2 separate regions of the Mus musculus genome follow, and region 2 is linked to region 1. A link is a loop called in an ENCODE intact Hi-C map of the cell type or tissue named here. Cell type or tissue: gastrocnemius. All regions are shown on one strand. Links, peaks and the distances in the headings refer to the core of each region. The heading gives the core; the rest is flanking DNA.

Evidence for each region. A loop is a pair of places that touch in the nucleus more often than their neighbours do. Peaks named below come from ENCODE experiments on the same cell type or tissue, not always from the same donor. Only the 100,000 strongest peaks of a DNase experiment are listed, where the experiment ranks them.
Region 2: it touches region 1 in a loop (14-fold over the local background); 33 of 42 quality-filtered maps call a loop at or near these places.

What each region holds. Positions count from the first base shown.
Region 1 is chr8:111,338,558-111,346,961 of GRCm38, forward strand. Fa2h (fatty acid 2-hydroxylase) reads right to left here. Exons shown (of 7, transcript NM_178086.3): 7 at 6,581-7,964. The coding sequence ends at 7,885. Among named protein-coding and RNA genes, the nearest start is that of Mlkl, 4.6 kb to the left of the region's middle. In gastrocnemius, for the core only: no CTCF peak of the experiment used is centred there; DNase peaks (open chromatin) are centred at 4,875, 7,291 and 7,607; H3K4me3 peaks cover 88 bases; H3K27ac peaks cover 59 bases.
Region 2 is chr8:111,434,068-111,442,471 of GRCm38, forward strand. No RefSeq gene overlaps it. Among named protein-coding and RNA genes, the nearest start is that of Gm24793, 20 kb to the left of the region's middle. In gastrocnemius, for the core only: a CTCF peak has its summit at 5,347 (motif pointing left); a DNase peak (open chromatin) is centred at 5,341.

The DNA of each region.
Region 1 (8,404 bases), core at 119-8,118:
TTCAACGTGTGCACTGGCCCTGGCACGCAAACGCATGCATACCACACCGGTAAATACATAAAAATGGAGGTAACCCGTAGAAGTGCTGAGGCGGTTCCTTTAGCTGCTTTGTGTTGAATAATCCTGGGGCAGGGGATGGAGAGTAATGGAGGAAGTTTAAGGGAGTGTGAAGTTACCCAAGTAGGGGTCAGTTCCTTTTTTTCCCCTTCTAAGGTCATCTCCAAACTTTGTTATTTTTCAAGATGAGTTTATTATTTGTCAGTTATACCCCCAGTTAGCTAGTATAAGAAATAACCTTTCATTAGCTAGTTGGTGGTGGCACAGACCTTGAGTCCCAGCACTCAGGATCTCTGTGAGTTCGAGGCCAACCTAGTTTACAAATCCAGTTCCAAGAGCGCTAAAGCTCTACACACACACACACACACACACACACACACACACACACTCAGATATATGTTGAGATATATATCTCAAAAATAAAACTAAAACAAAATTTAAAAAGAGGAAGGAAAGAAAGAAGAAAATGCCGTTGGCTGACTCATGCTATATAGCTGGGAAAGAATAGAAATAAATTGTATGGGGAGACATTTTACTTTGAGGCAACATAGTTCAGGGATGTCTGGGGGGCTTAGTTTACCTGTTTTCTCACTTCTTTTCTTTATTAAAGATTTATTTATTTTATATTATGTGAGTACACTGTCATTGTCTTCAGACATACCAGAAGAGGGCATCAGAACCCATTACAGATGGTTGTGAGCCACCATGTGGTTGCTGGGACTTGAACTCATAACCTGTGGAAGAGCAGTCAGTGCTCTTAACCACTGAGCCATTGCACCTGCTCCATTTTCTCTCTCTCTCTTTTTTTTTTTTTTTTGCCCTTTCTCCCCACAGACATTCCCCACAAGATCTCATGTAGCCCAGGCTGGCATGGAATTCACTGTGTAGCCAAGAGTGTTCTTAGACTGTTGGTCCTCCAGCCTCCCCTCCTTCATCCTGGGATAACAGAAGTGCACCACCACACTTCTTTTCTGTGGTGCTGTGGATTGAACCCAGGATTCTGTGTTTGCTAGGCAAGTTCCCTATCACCGAGCCAGCCCCCTCTTTGTTTTGTGACAATGTCTCTCTAAGTTACCTGAGGAGGTCTTGAACTTTTGTGATCCCTGCTTTCTTAGCCTCCCATGTGGCTGGAATAACAGACTCGGGCCATCAGGCCCACTTTGTAATTGTTCTCCCTTGTCAGTTGTCTTAGGTCTAGAGATTTATGTATGTGCCTGCCTTAGTTAGGGTTTTACTGCTGTGAACAGGCACCATGACCAAGGCAACTGTTATAAAGACATTTAAGTGGGGCTGGCTTACAGGTTCAGAGGTTCAGTCCATTATTATCAAGGCTGGAACATGGCATCATGCAGGCAGGCATGGTGCAGGAGGAAATGAGAGTTCTACATCTTCATCTGAAGGCTGTTAGCAGAGTACTGACTTCCTAGCAGCTAGGACTAGGGTATTATAGCCCACTCCCACTGTGACACACCTACTCCAACAAGGCTACCACTCCTAATAGTGCCACTCCCTGGCCTAAGCATTTACAAACCATCACAGAGATGATATATTGTGAGTCAACTCTCCTGGCAAAGGCAGAGGAGGGAAAATCTGGGAAATGTGTGACTCCAGGGCCAGCGAGATGGCTCAGCAGGTAAAAGTGCATGCCTCTAAGTGAGAGTTCACCTGGGACTCACACAGTGAACGAAAGGAGAGAGAAAAAAATGTCCTGCAAGGTGCCCTCTGACCATACTCTCACCATGGACATATGCTTACACACATGCACAAATTAACGACAAAGAAAGATGTAGTCTTCATAGAAACTTACTAGATTCATGGGGTAGTCAGCCAGATTCCATGGGGGAGAGGTCAGCACTTGAAGTTCTAGGTCAGAAGGCAGCCTCCACTCTGCTCAAGGCCATGGTCAGAAGAAGTGGGTAATTGTGTGAACTCTCACCAGTCAACCATAACAGTAGCAGAACTGGGCTCACTGACCTGCTAGAGCTGGAAGCATCCGGTGTGAAAGCTTTTGTAGTGGATTTACTAGCATCCCACCATCAATGTGCACGAGACCCATTTTCTCTGAATCCTCGCCAGAGCCTTGTTCTCTTGCTGTTGTTTTTTCATTATTAAAAGCTATTTAAATAGTGTGTGGATATCTCAAAGTGACTTTAATTGGCATTTTCTTGTTGACCAATGATGCTAAATATCTTTCATGGGTTCTTTGCCATAAGTAATTGCTTCTTTGATGAATGTCTGTATCTTCTGTTATTTTTTATTGACAAATCTTGAGAGTATATGTATTACAAATTCCTTGTTCAATATTTGGTATCCAAATGGCAAAGGAATAACAACTAAGGACAAACCGGCTGCAACCCGTCTATAAAAATTAACCCCAAAGGATTGTAGATCTAAATGTAAAACAGAACTAATAACAGTTTTAGAAAATGGTGTGAAATAAGCAGAATTAAATATAGAAATCTTTTCTTACTGAGAAAATTCTTGAAACATTTTAAGTGAGTATGATCAGATGGGTGTGTTGTGTGTGTATGTGTGTGTGTGTTTTTGTGTGTATATGTGTGTCTATGTGTGTGGTTGTCTTATGTGTGTGTGTGTGTGTTTATGTGTCTGTGTCTGTGTTCATGTGTGCTCATGTGTTTATGTGTGTATGTATGTGTTTATGTGTGTGTATGCATGTATGTGTGTGTGCACCCTCATGTGTCTGTGTGTTTGTGTGTGCACACTCATGTGTCTGTGTGTATGTGTGGGTGTGTGTGCACACTCACCTAAGCAGGTGTATGTGGAAGCCATAGGGTGACTCCTCTATTGCATCAACATCTTATTTTATTCTAATACTTAAATTACTTCACAGGTGTTTTGCTTGCATATACATGTGTATACCATGTATATGTAGGGCCCCTGGAAGCCAGAAGAGGGTGTCTGGTCCCTTGGGACTGGAGTTACAGATGGTTGTGAAGACTATATGGGTGCTAGGTATTGAATCTGGCTCCTCTATAAGAGCAACTGTTGTAGTCAGGGTGTTTATTGCTGTGGCAAAACATCATGACGAAAGAGCAAGTTGGGAGGAAAGAATTTATTCAGCTTACACTTCCACTTGGCTGTTCATCACCAAAGGAAGTCAGGACAGGAACTCAAACAGGGCAGGAACCTGGAGGCAGGCACTGATGCACAGGCCATGGAGGAGTACTGCTTACTGGCTTGCTTCATGTGGCTTGCTCAGCCTGCTTTCTTATGGAACTCAGGACACCAGCTGAGGGATGGCACCACCATGGGCTGGGCCCTCCCCCATTGATCACTAATTGAGAAACTGCCCTACAGCTGGATCTCATGGGGGCATTTCCTCAACTGAGGCTCCTTCCTCTCTGATGACTCTAGCTTGTGACAAGTTGATACACAAAAGCAGCAAAACTTTTGGAGGCAAACAGCTGGCTTTACTCCCCCATCTGTTGACTCATCCCTTGTCTTGTGTTTTGAGAACAGGGCAAAATAAACACAGGCGTGCACACTGATCCGCCTCCACAGGTGCTGAGTGGAATAGAACATGGATTGGAAGAGCAAGCAGGGCTCAACACATCTCAAAGCCCAGTGTCTGATGTCTCTCTCTGTGTATCTCTTCTGCACAGTGATTCTTTCAGCCCTTCTCTGCTTTCTACTTTTATGTTAACTTGATACAAGCTAGAGTTATCTGAAAGGAGGGAACGTCAATTGAGAAAATGCCTCCATTAGATCCAGCTGTAAGCCATTGTCTTAATTATGATCAGTGGGGGAGGGCCTAGCCCAAAGTGGGTGGTGCCATCGTGGGCTGGTGGTCTTGGGTTCTATAAGAAAGCCGGCTGAACACGCCATGAAGCCAGTAAGCAGGATTCTTCCATGGTGTCTGCATCAGCAAGTATACAGCAGTGTGGAAGTGTAAGCTCAACAAACCCTTTCCTCCTCAAGTTTCTTTAGCCATGGTGTTTCATCAGAGCAATAGAAACTCTTAATGAAAACACCTTTCTTATGGTAGTTCTTCTTGGTGTGTTGCACAGAATTTTAATTTCATTAAATTTTTTTTTAATTTTAAAGATTTCATTTTGTATTTGTGTGAGACATAGCCAGAAACCAAACAGATGGGGCCATTCAACCTTGGACTTTCAGCCTCCAAAACAGTCAGTGACATAAACCTCTTTTCTTAATAAAGTACCGACTCTCAGGCATTTTGTTATAGCTACACAAAATGGACTAAGACAGATGGATGGCAGGGGTGGCTATAAATAAAGACAGGTGATGCCCTCAAAGAGAATCTTAAGCTAATGGGGGAAGGGACTGACTAGTGTATAAAGACTCTGGTGTCTTGTCTTCAAGTAAATGAACCTGGCGTGTTTCTCTGATGCTTCTCAAAGTTAACCCTCCCCCAACCACTGTTTCTTACCTCTCAATCGTGTCCTGTGTCATCTTCACTGTTGTTCTTGTTGGAGGTTTTGTATTCCACAGAGCCTAGGAGAAGCTGGGATCCCCTCTTTTGTGTTAGCTTTCTGTGTGTGTGGGATGAAGATAGGAGCTCCAGCATTTCCCAAGGATTACACTTATTCTGAAATATGCATTATAGATTCAACTCATTCATTGGGCAGAATACCTGTGAGGGAAATTCCAGCCACTGCGGCTGTTTGGAAATCCACACGAGAGTATTCATTTCCTCCCCAAACAGTAGATAAGACAGGGAAGTTAGACCAGAGAACAAGACGGGAAGTTTTAAAACTAATCACACAAGCATGGTTTCTAAACAGGAACTCTGAAGACTGCCCTAACAAGGCGGGGCTGCATGCTGTCACCAGAGGGCAGCAGAGTCCAGGGACCAGAAGGCAAAAACCCAACTGTTCCTAGGCAGATCTGACGGAGACAAGGCTGACTTACTTATACTGGGCTTTGCTACATGTAGCTTATTGTTCTGTGCACAAGGCAAAAGGATACAAAGTACAAAGCAGAGATCAGAGTTCAGAGCTAAAGAAAGAATGCAATAGAACAGAACTGAGGGGTAGTTCCTCCCGCCACCCAAAGACCCAGTGGTCTGGGGAGTGCTAACACCTGGCTGGCGCTAGGTGCTCAGGCAAGAACAATTGCTAGATCAATAAGAGACAATGTGTGTATTTGCTTTGCTCTGATCAGAATTTAATGAGTTCTTTTGAACATGCTTTCTTGAATTTCTGCTGAGGTTGGATAGATTGTTTAAATGCTATTTATTGCCTTTGGCTACCCCCTGTAGCCTGCCTTTGCTATTGGTGGGTTCTTTTTTTCTTCCACCCTTCTCCAACCCATTTCTTCCACTGTTTCAACCTCCTAACACTAGATAGGAGAGAAAAAAAGGATAGATTGGGAAAACCGACATCTTTACTGTTAGAGTACTTTCTGCTGCGTAGGGGTATCAAGTTTTTGGGGGACAAGTTTGCTCTTCAGGATATCTAGTTTCTTCTTGTTCTTGTTTCTTCTTTGCACAAGACTACCTTAAAAAAAAAAGACATCCAGCTCTTGGGGCCCTAGCGTTTATATACTCTCTGAAGAGTCCCCCAAATTCCCAGAGTCACACGATCGCTGAGAACTGTCTGCCACTGTCAAAATGGCGCCCCTGCTACAGCAAGAGGTAACATAGTCAGCTGCTGTGGACAGTCTGAAGTCTGAAGCAGCCCCATGTCCTACACCTGGGACTAAAACAGAAATGTATTATTTTTCTTAAATGCATGTATGTATGTATGTATGTATGTATGTATGTATGTATGTGAGTACACTGTAGCTGTCTTCAGACATCCCAGAAGAGGGCATCAGTTCTCATTACAGATGGTTGTGAGCCACCATGTGGTTGCTGGGATTAGAACTCAGGACCTTAAGAAGAGCAATCAATGCTCTTAACCACAGAGCCATCTCTCTAGCCCCAGAGTGTCTATATTAACTCCACATCACTGTGTTCAGGAAACATCACAGAAGAGGAGGCATAGAGAATGAGGAATGCTGGGAGATGCTGTCTTTTTTATGTTTACATGTTTTATATGTTTATTGTTTTTTTAATTTTTATTTTTACTACTTTTTTTTATATGTTATTGAAATCATGACCTCACAGTAGCTGTGGTCACCTGTGTAAGACCTATCCAAGATCAAGTTAGCCAAAATCCCAGCATAGATGATTGCCGGGCTAGAGTTTATACTGAGGAACTGTGGGCAGTGGGTAGGTATTGAGGGATGGGGGAACTTTTTGGTTTTTCATTGTTTGTTGTTTGAGATGGGATTTCTCTGTGTAGCCCTTGCTGTCCTGGAACTTTGTAGACTAGGCAGGCACTGAACTCAACACATCCACCTGCTTCTGCCTCTGCTGGGATTAAAGGCATATACTATGACCATACCCAGCCTGTCAGCTTTTTATTATCCCATTGTCCAGAAACTGGGTACAACTTGCTCAGAGTGATAACATCTTCCTCCTTCTAGACCAGTCAGTGTCCCTCCTTCCTAGTGATAATGGAGTCCAGTCACCATCAACAAACACCAATGGGTCTTTGCTGGTTTCTTCTCAATGTTTTATTTTTCAAAATATACAATTTATTTACATCTTTATTTCACAAGTGCAGTTTTGTATATTTATCCCAAAAATCTCTAGATAGCTTCACCGTAAACAGTACAAATCATAGACTGGTCACACTGCCTCTCTTTAGTCTTTGCACCCATTGGGTTTTTGATAAGTTTCAAGTAGTAATCGCTTGTGGGTAAGAAAGGAACAAAAAGGAAGGCAAGATGATTTTTTTTTGTCTTTTACATAAGCTCAATACATAGGATTAGAAAGGGCCATCTGACCAGCTACTTCATTTGGGGCCAGATTAAAAATATTTATGTAGCTTATAAATAAGACTCAGGAGCAGTGAGGGCTCTGGTTACAAGGAAGGACAGTCTGGGTGGGAGAGGGTGGGTGATAAGGCACCACATACAAGTCCCTTCTTGGCTTCAGGAGGCACTTCTGGGAGGGTCCTGAGTGGGGCAGGTTTCTACCTGTGCAGATGGAGGCCAAGTATGACCGGGGCTAGGCTGGGGCTCTCACCAACGTAGACTTCTCCAGCCTCTGTTGGGGAGCGGTTTTGTGGTTTGGGCAGGGAGAGAGGAGACAGAGAAAGCCACTGCTGATCCCCAAAGACAAGGGCCAGGGCTCCTGTCAGCCTTGCAGAGGATGCCAGGCACCCTTGTGCTTTCTGCCCAGGCAGACAAGTACTGGATTACTTCCGCAGCTGATAGTACAGCTGGTATCTGGGGTTGGCAGGGCCCATAGTGGCTGTCCTGGGGTCTGGGAATGGCCTGTGGGAGGCATCATGCTGTTTCTTCTTGGAATAGCCCTTCATTTACTTCTGAATCATCAAACTCTCCCAAGAAAGGACAGGAGAATACGATGTGGCCACAGGCCTGCATGCCATGCTTCTGCTGTGACACCGGTCCCTCTGCTGCATGGGGAAGCCCCCAGGGAGCCCAGGGTTCTAAGGCACAGGTGGGGTCAGTTTCCTTCATGCCCCTTGGGGCCAATGTCTGGACCCTGAAACAGCACTGAGGGCTGAAGCTTAGGCAGGAATGCCAACGGGGAGGCCATCATTCTCTGGGAATGAGCCAGTCCCCAAGGGCCACGGCTATCAAGAGGATGCTATCCTCACACAGGAAGCCGGAAGGGAAGCCCTGCTTTCAGGTCTCCACCAGGCCCCAGGGCTAGACAGAGCCCGTCATGCCTGGCCAAGCTGACCTCAGCAGGTCTAGGTGGAGGTGGGGGGTAGGACATGGGTGGGGTCTGGGGATAGACCGAGGGCAGAACAGAGGGTCTAGGGGTTGTCACTGCATCTTCGGGTGGGCTTCCTCTGGAATGAGGGTGTGGAAAAAGTAATCCCACAGTTTAGTGCTGATGCCAAACCCTGCAGAGGGAGACAAACGGGATAGAGGATGAGGTGCTGGTCGAAGAGAAGAAAGACATTTACCTGGGGAAGGCGAGCTAGGAAAGAACCAGCAGCCAGGGACCAAGGACCAAATACCTACCTGTGTTTGTCCTGTTTCTGGGTTGGCCTGGCCCTACCTGTGTTCCCAGGTTTCCCCCCTCCAGCTTCCCTCTCTTCCTTGCTGGGACAACTCCATCCCTATCCCAGGGAGTTGTTCCTGGAATTCCAGCTTCCCAGACATCAGACACTACCTTCTTTTCATTTGGGCTCGGCTCCAGTGACTGCTGCGGAGACCTGTTTCTTGAATTACATTATGTGGGCTTTATATGTCAGCATGAATATATGTCAGGTACAAGAATCACTTGACTAATGAGTCCTGGGAGTGTGGCTAGGATCTTCAGAGGAACTCATTTCTGATT
Region 2 (8,404 bases), core at 360-8,359, 96 kb after region 1:
CGCATTCTTCTACATGATAACCGCCAGTTGTGCCAGCACCATTTGTTGAAAATGCTGTCTTTTTTTCCACTGGATGGTTTTAGCTCCCTTGTCAAAGATTAAGTGATCATAGCTGTGTGGATTCATTTCTGGGTCTTCAATTTTATTCCATTGATCTACCTGTCTGTCACTGTATCAGTACCATGCTTAGCTTGCTTTCTTATAGAACCTAAGACTACCAGCCCAGGGATGGCACCACCCACAAGGGGCCCTCCCACCTTGATCACTAATTGAGAAAATGCCCGACAGCTGGATTTCATGGAGGCATTTCCTCAACTGAAGCTCCTTTCTCTGTGATAACTCCAGCTTGTGTCAAGTTGACACAAAACCAGCCAATACACATTTAATATTAGGGGAGTGACATGTACCATATTGAGCTTGCAGAGGTCCAAAGAGGTTTTCTCATCCTATCAGGGAACCCAGGGATCCAACTCAGGTTGTCAGGTTTTCATGGAACGTGCCTTTAACCACTGAGATACCCAGCTAGCTCTGAACTTCTTTTCTTTTCTTTTTGTTTTTAAAGATTTATTTATTTACTTTATGTATATGAGTACACTGTGGCTGTACAGATGGTTGTGAGCCTTCATGTGGTTGTTAGGAATTGAATTTTTAGGACCTCTGCTTGCTCTGGTTAACCCCACTTGCTCCAATCAACTCTACTCGCTCAGTCCCTGCTCTCTCCTTGCCCAAAGATTTATTTACTATTATACATAAGTACACTGTAGTTATCTTCAGATGCGCCAAAAGAGGACGTCGGATCTCCTTACATATGGTTGTGAGCCACCATGTGGTTGCTGGGATTTGAACTCAGGACTTTCAGAAGAGCAGTCAGTGCTCTTACCTGCTGAGCCATCTTGCTAGCCCTGGACTTCTTTTCAAGACCTCGGTTTTGACAGGTGACACAAAGAACACTTTTAGGTTTTTAAGGTCAGAGTTGGCCCAGGCCTGGCCAGGTGGTATCTATCTATGCTCAGAGGAACTGGGCCAGAACCTCCTGAGTTGGGCTATGGAACAGGGTTGTCACTGGTTTGCTGTTCTAGAGATTCAGTGACCCAAAGTCAACCTTGGTTAGATTTATCCTGAAATAAGTCATCCATCTTAGACTTTGGATTTGGAACGGCTCATAAGGACTTGTGTGTTGAAAGCTTGGTCCCTGGCACAGCAGGAGTCAAAGGTCAGGATTTTGTAAGGTGACTGAATCATCTAAATCATGGGGCTCTGGACTCATGGATGGATTAACTCATCAAAGGGATTATAATTTAATGACATCCTTGGGAAATGGTAGAAACTATGGGACTGAACACTCTGAAAGCATAAATCAAGCTAAACCATTTCTCTTTGAAACCATCTATCCAGTGATTTGTCCTAGAGACAGAAAACTAACACAAATTTTAAACCGAGTGCCCTTCTGAGTAGCCCCAGTCTCATGCCGTCCTGTTCCATCTTGCTTGGAACATGAATCATGCCTTGGTCCAGTGTACCCACTGTGAATACCCACTATCTGTTACTCACTCAGGAAGTGTCTCAGGTTTCAGACATCTGTCAAGGCGTAACCCTCATTGTATTTCCTGTCCCCAAAGCACAAGCGAAACGGTGCTGATCATTTGAACGTGCTGAAGAGAAGACATTAAAATGCTTTACGTGAAGGGGATAACTTCTCTTATTTGCATGTGTGTGCTTGTGCGCGGGTGGATATAAGCTCGTGGAGGCCAGAGGAGGATGCTGCCGCCCTCTCCAGACATTCTCCATTAATTCTTTTGAGATGGGGCTCTCTCCTTGAACCTGGGGCTGGAGTCTGAATTTCAATTGAGCTGGAAACCAGCAATCCCCTGTGATCCTCTTGTCTCCCGCCCCCTCAGAACTGGGGTTACAGGAACTTACAGGGATGTAGGATCTGAATTCCAATCCACACAACTGTGAACTAGGATTCCTAACAGCTAATCCATCTGTCCAACACTATATGTTCTTGACAACATGGAAAGAAAAGAATACATTTGTTTACATATATTGAAGGTGATAGACTCAATGTAAAAATGAATCCTTTATTTATGAAGTCATGAAGGTACAGAAATTCATGCCAGTCTCTTTAATTCTTTCAGAAACAAGGGCTTGCTGTGTAACCTTGTGTCGCGCCCGCTCTCGACCAGCAAGAATGACGCGACCACCAGTCCTTCTAACAGCAGTTTATTCAGTCCTGATTCTTCTTGTTTATATCTCCCCCGAACCCTGGGCCTCTCACTCCTTTTATACTCTCTCTCATCCACATACTGCAGGCCACGCCCCCTTGCCAGTCACAAGGCTTCAGCTAATCAGGGCAGCAGGGGCAAATCTCCACCAAATTGGATTCACCTGTATCCTGGTACACCTGCGCAGCACTCAAGATGTTTGTGTCTTATATGAGGAAGTCAGGTGCAAGTCATATGACTTAGCTGCAGTCCCTGGCGCCTTTGGGACTGCCGCCACACCAGCTCCCCACAACCTTGGGTGACTTTGAACTCACATTGGCCCTCTTGCCTCAGCCTCTCAAGTGCTAACATCACAGACAAGCAGCGCCACGCCTGACCTTGTGCCAGCTTTCTTCAGCACCTCAGGATTTACCCAGCTAGCCCAAAGTGGCACTCCCTTGCCAACCATGCTTGGCCTGCATTCAGAATTAGCACCTACATTTGCTCTTTTCTCTTGGTGACTCCTTGGTACGGTCCTGACCTCTGGTCCCCTGTAACTCCCTAAAACAACAAAGACACAAGGTCATTGTGGGTGGCATACTTTTTAAAACATTGACAGGAAAGGGTAAAAATAGGGGAAGGTAGCAGGGAACACTTCAGATTTAATGGAGATGACTGCCTTTCTCCGTCTCCTTCAAATCCATGGCCCTTTCCACACTGACTGATATTGCTTGCATGTATGGATATGCATATACATATTTATTCTTAAATAGAGCCTGCTCCATCCATATTATATTTACATTTCTTTTTATTACTTCTTTCTATAGATTCCCCATGAACAAGAAAGTTCTTCTCATCTTATTAGTCGGGGGGAATGGAGCTTTCGTTTGTTTTGTGTTTTCTGCCTTCTGAGGACATAGCAGCTCCTGAGCATGACACAGGCTGGCTCTCTCCTTCCCTAGACACACATCGTGAGCAAGGCTCCTATTGTGTATTACTTTCCCTGCTGCCAACTGAGAGCAGGATCCTCATAACTTGGCTCTACTACTAGTGGTTTTCACTGTAGAAATATAGAATTAACCAAGTCACTGCTAGTCATTGAAAGCCAAGATTTTCCTCATGTGTCTAAATCTACTTTGAACTGGATATACAGCCGAGGATGACCTTAACTGATCCTCCTGCCTCTGCTTCCGGAGTGCTGGGATTATAGACATGTACCACCGCACCTGGGTTCAGCTACCGCAGCTTTTGTTGTTTTGAAACAAATCTCCTCTGTGTAGCCCTGGCTGTCTTGGAACTCTCGATGTCAACCAGGCTGATCACAGAGATCTGCCTGCTCTGCCTCCCTAGTGTGCCACCACACCCGACTTTCCTGAACCAGCCTTACAAGAGTGCTTTCTGGTGAGTCTGTGCAGAAATGGCCCCTCAGTCTTGCTGTTAAATCATGCTGTGTCATGATGTGACAGAGCGAGAGAAATCAGTCCAAAGGACAGCAAAAACTGCTCCAATCTCAGTTTTGAGAGAATTGCATTACATTAGTTTTTTGTTGTTGTTGTTGTTTTGTTTGTTTTTTTCTGCGTAGGGACCGAGGGGCATGTGTGGAGGTCAGAGGGTAACTTGGACGGGTTGGTTCTCTTCTTCCACTGTGTGGGTCCTGAAGTTTGTCTTGAATCCAGGTAAGCTGCTATCCCACCTCACTGGCCCCAGTCATCCACTATCTCTCTCTCTCCCTCCCTCCCTCCTCCCCTCCTTTTTCTTTCTTTCTTTCTCTTTCTTTCTTTCTTTCTTTCTTTCTTTCTTTCTTTCTTTCTTTCTTTCTTTCTTTCTTTTTCTCTCTTTCTCTCTTTCTCTTTCTTTGTTTATATTTTTGACCCAGGCCTCACCACGGTAGGCCTGTCTGGCTCTGAACTCGAAGTGATTCCTGTGCCTCTGCCCACCAAGTGCTAAGATGACCAGCGTGTGTTAGCATCACTACCCTTATTTTCATCTTCCAGTCCACTCAGGATTCTCCCACCACTTCCTGTCATCTTCGTCGTCTTCTGTGAGCTTGGTGGATGCCCCTAAGCCAATCACCCCGTGACTAAGCTTGAGATAAGATTTGGCCACACTCTGTTTTCTTACTAAACAACCATATTTAAATTGTGTTTCTTGGGCTGGAGAGATGGCTCAGTGGTTAAGAGCACTGACTGCTCTTCCAGAGGTTCTGAGTTCTATTCCTAGCAACCACATGGTGCCTCACAACCATCTGTAATGGGATCTGATGCCCTCTTCTGGTGTATCTGAAGAGAGCAATGCTGTACTCATATACATAAGGAAGCAGGAATAGGTGGGTTGGGGAGCAGGGGGGTTATAGGGGACTTTCGGACAGGAAAATAGGAAATGGGATAGCATTTGAAATGTAAATGAAGAAAATATCTAATAATAAATAAATAAATCGTTAAACTGTGTTTCTCACTTAATTAAATTATGTCACTGACGTAAGGGGCCAATCCCCAGAACCCTCACAGTGGAAGGTAGGAACCAACTCCCAAAGGTTGTCTCCCAACTCACGTGCCATGGTAGCAGCTCTTCCCCACCTAAAGTTTTAGAAATGTAAAATGCAGCTAAAAATGCTAAGTGGTTTAATTTAAACGATAACGGGAGAAGTCGTTCATACCTAACGAAAGGTAGGATTTCCCTTGGCTTTTCTCTGTTGGAAGGGGCCTATATTTCTTCAGTCACTGAATGGACTGGACAAACAGAGAACATCTCACACTTTACTGGATAGGATGAAGACCCAACAAAAAGCCCTGGTCTGTGGTCTTGAGAGAGAGACAAAAGAAAAGGAAGCCTGTGAGCTGAGGCTGCCAGGCATCCACCTCTCTGCCTCCTGACTACAGACACAGTGAGACCAGCAGCCTGAAGTTTCTAGAACCATGACTCCCCACCATGAGGGACTGGACCCTCCAACGGGGAGCCGAAGCAAACCTTCCCTCTTCTGACTATGTTGATCCTGGAAAGAGGACGGTGACTGGAGCACGGACCTTTCGGTTTACAACTGGAGAAGCAGGTTTTGGCCTGTTTGGATAACTCTGGGCTTTTTCTCCTGCTTTCAGATGGAAACGCTCAGATTTGTAGGTGCTCTGCTGCCACCTGCTGTTAAATTTCAGCTTGGAAGCCATGAGAGACAGCTCCGTGGCTAAGAGCCCTTGTTACTCTAGTGGAGGAACTACCTGGGTTCCATTCCCAGTCCCCTCGTGGTGGCTCACGACTGTCTATAGTTCTAGTTCCAAGAGACCCAACACCCTCTTCTGGACTCCAGAGGTGCCAGGCATGTGGCGCAGGTACATGCATGCAGGCAAAAACACTCATGCGCATGAATGTTCAGAAGCCCTGGATCTGGAAGCCGTATGTTGTTACCTGTTTCCAGGATCTCTAACTCCAACCAGCATTTAAACCAGGGATGGCGGCTTATCCTGTAATCCCAGCCAAAAGAACATTAGCTGTTGAGATATTTTCCCTATAAGAAAGAAATCGGTTTATTATGCTGGACACCTAAATATCTTCTTACATTTTCTTCTGTTTCTGATCTCCGTATATTAAGTCTGGGAGGTATACAGATAGATAGCCTTGGGTTCTATCAGTGATTCTCTCTAAATTAAGAAAATACCATTGGCCTGGCCCTGGGGCCTTTAAACCAACGCTCACTCATGGTGGGAGTTCAAAGGGCACTCATAGCTCACACCAGTTCTTACCTCCAAAGAAGAAAAAAACCCAAATAACAACAAAATATAAACAGACAGACAGACAGACAAATAAAAGCTGTTCTGGATAACAAGTCAAAGCAGACAGACAAAAAAAAAGACTCCAAGGGAAGACCTGTTGTTTACACATCACTGTTTCTCTGTGCTTCATATCCAGTCTTAGCTTAACACAGCAAAGCAGAGGGCAGGAACTGGAGGCTGACGGCGATTTATGCTGCTATAGGAGTAAAATTTTTACGAAGGAATAAAAAGCTGCATTTTCCCTCTGCGGTCTGGTGCATGCTGAAGCGTGATGCTCGGTGTCTTCCTCTATTGCTCTCCATTTTGTTACCTTAGGACAGAAATTGTCTCTGAACCAAGAGTGCAAATTTGTCAGGTTTAGCCGTGATCTCCTTAACTCACTGAGTCATGTTGCTGGCTTTTTTTTCCCATTTTTATTAGGTATTTAGCTCATTTACATTTCCAATGCTATACCAAAAGTCCCCCATACCCACCCACCCCCATTGGGAGCATCCTCCATTAGCTGACTGTGAGCATCCACTTCTGTGTTTGCTAGGCCCCGGCATAGTCTCACAAGAGACAGCTACATCTGGGTCCTTTCGATAAAATCTTGCTAGTGTATGCAATGGTGTCAGCGTTTGGATGCTGATTATGGGGTGGATCCCTGGATATGGCAGTCTCTACATGGACCATCCTTTCATCTCAGCTCCAAACTTTGTCTCTGTAACTCCTTCCCAGGGTGTTTTGTTCCCACTTCTAAGGAGGGGCATAGTGTCCACATTTCAGTCTTCATTTTTCTTGAGTTTCATGTGTTTAGGAAATTGTATCTTATATCTTGGGTATCCTAGGTTTTGGGCTAATATCCACTTATCAGTGAGTACATATTGTGTGAGTTCCTTTGTGAATGTGTTACCTCACTCAGGATGATGCCCTCCAGGTCCATCCATTTGGCTAGGAATTTCATAAATTCATTCTTTTTAATAGCTGAGTAGTACTCCATTGTGTAGATGTACCACATTTTCTGTATCCATTCCTCTGTTGAGGGGCATCTGGGTTCTTTCCAGCTTCTGGCTATTATAAATAAGGCTGCTATGAACATAGTGGAGCATGTGTCCTTCTTACCAGTTGGGGCATCTTCTGGATATATGCCCAGGAGAGGTATTGCTGGATCCTCCGGTAGTACTATGTCCAATTTCCTGAGGAACCGCCAGACTGATTTCCAGAGTGGTTGTACAAGCCTGCAATCCCACCAACAATGGAGGAGGTGTTCCTCTTTCTCCACATCCACGCCAGCATCTGCTGTCACCTGAATTTTTGATCTTAGCCATTCTGACTGGTGTGAGGTGGAATCTCAGGGTTGTTTTGATTTGCATTTCCCTGATGATTAAGGATGTTGAACATTTTTTTCAGGTGCTTCTCTGCCATTCGGTATTCCTCAGGTGAGAATTCTTTGTTCAGTTCTGAGCCCCATTTTTTAATGGGGTTATTTGATTTTCTGAAGTCCACCTTCTTGAGTTCTGTATATATGTTGGATATTAGTCCCCTATCTGATTTAGGATAGGTAAAGATCCTTTCCCAATCTGTTGGTGGTCTTTTTGTCTTATTGACGGTGTCTTTTGCCTTGCAGAAACTTTGGAGTTTCATTAGGTCCCATTTGTCAATTCTCGATCTTACAGCACAAGCCATTGCTGTTCTGTTCAGGAATTTTTCCCCTGTGCCCATATCTTCAAGGCTTTTCCCCACTTTCTCCTCTATAAGTTTCAGTGTCTCTGGTTTTATGTGAAGTTCCTTGATCCACTTAGATTTGACCTTAGTACAAGGAGATAAGTATGGATCGATGCGCATTCTTCTACATGATAACAACCAGTTGTGCCAGCACCAATTGTTGAAAATGCTGTCTTTCTTCTACTGGATGGTTTTAGCTCCCTTGTCGAAGATCAAGTGACCATAGGTGTGTGGGTTCATTTCTGGGTCTTCAATTCTATTCCATTGGTCTACTTGTCAGTACCATGCAGTTTTTATCACAATGTCTCAGCATTTCAAACTGACTCAAGTTGCCAATCTGACTCTCTAGAAGTGTGTGCGGGTCATTAGTTTCTGCTGGCTTCTGCCATCCATATTTGGTTCCGAATTCTAGAGTCTGCCTCTTTGGTAGCTTCTTCCCTCCATCTGCTCTAACCACCTGCCTCTCCTCGTCTATGGGTAAGTGTTCTCTCTCTGGCTCCTGGAGCCTGCTGTGTCCTCTGGGGCCCCACTGTGAGGGCAGCTCTCTAGTTCTTTAATTTTTTTTGGAGGGGGGACTTCAAGACAGGGTTTCTCTGTGTAGCCCTGGCTGTTTTGGAACTCACTCCGCAGACCAGGCTGGTCTCGAACCACCTGCCTCTGCCTCTGTGCTGGGATTAAAGGCGTGTCCAGAGGCTCTCTAGTTCTTAAGACACTTGCTCCTCTCCCTTCACT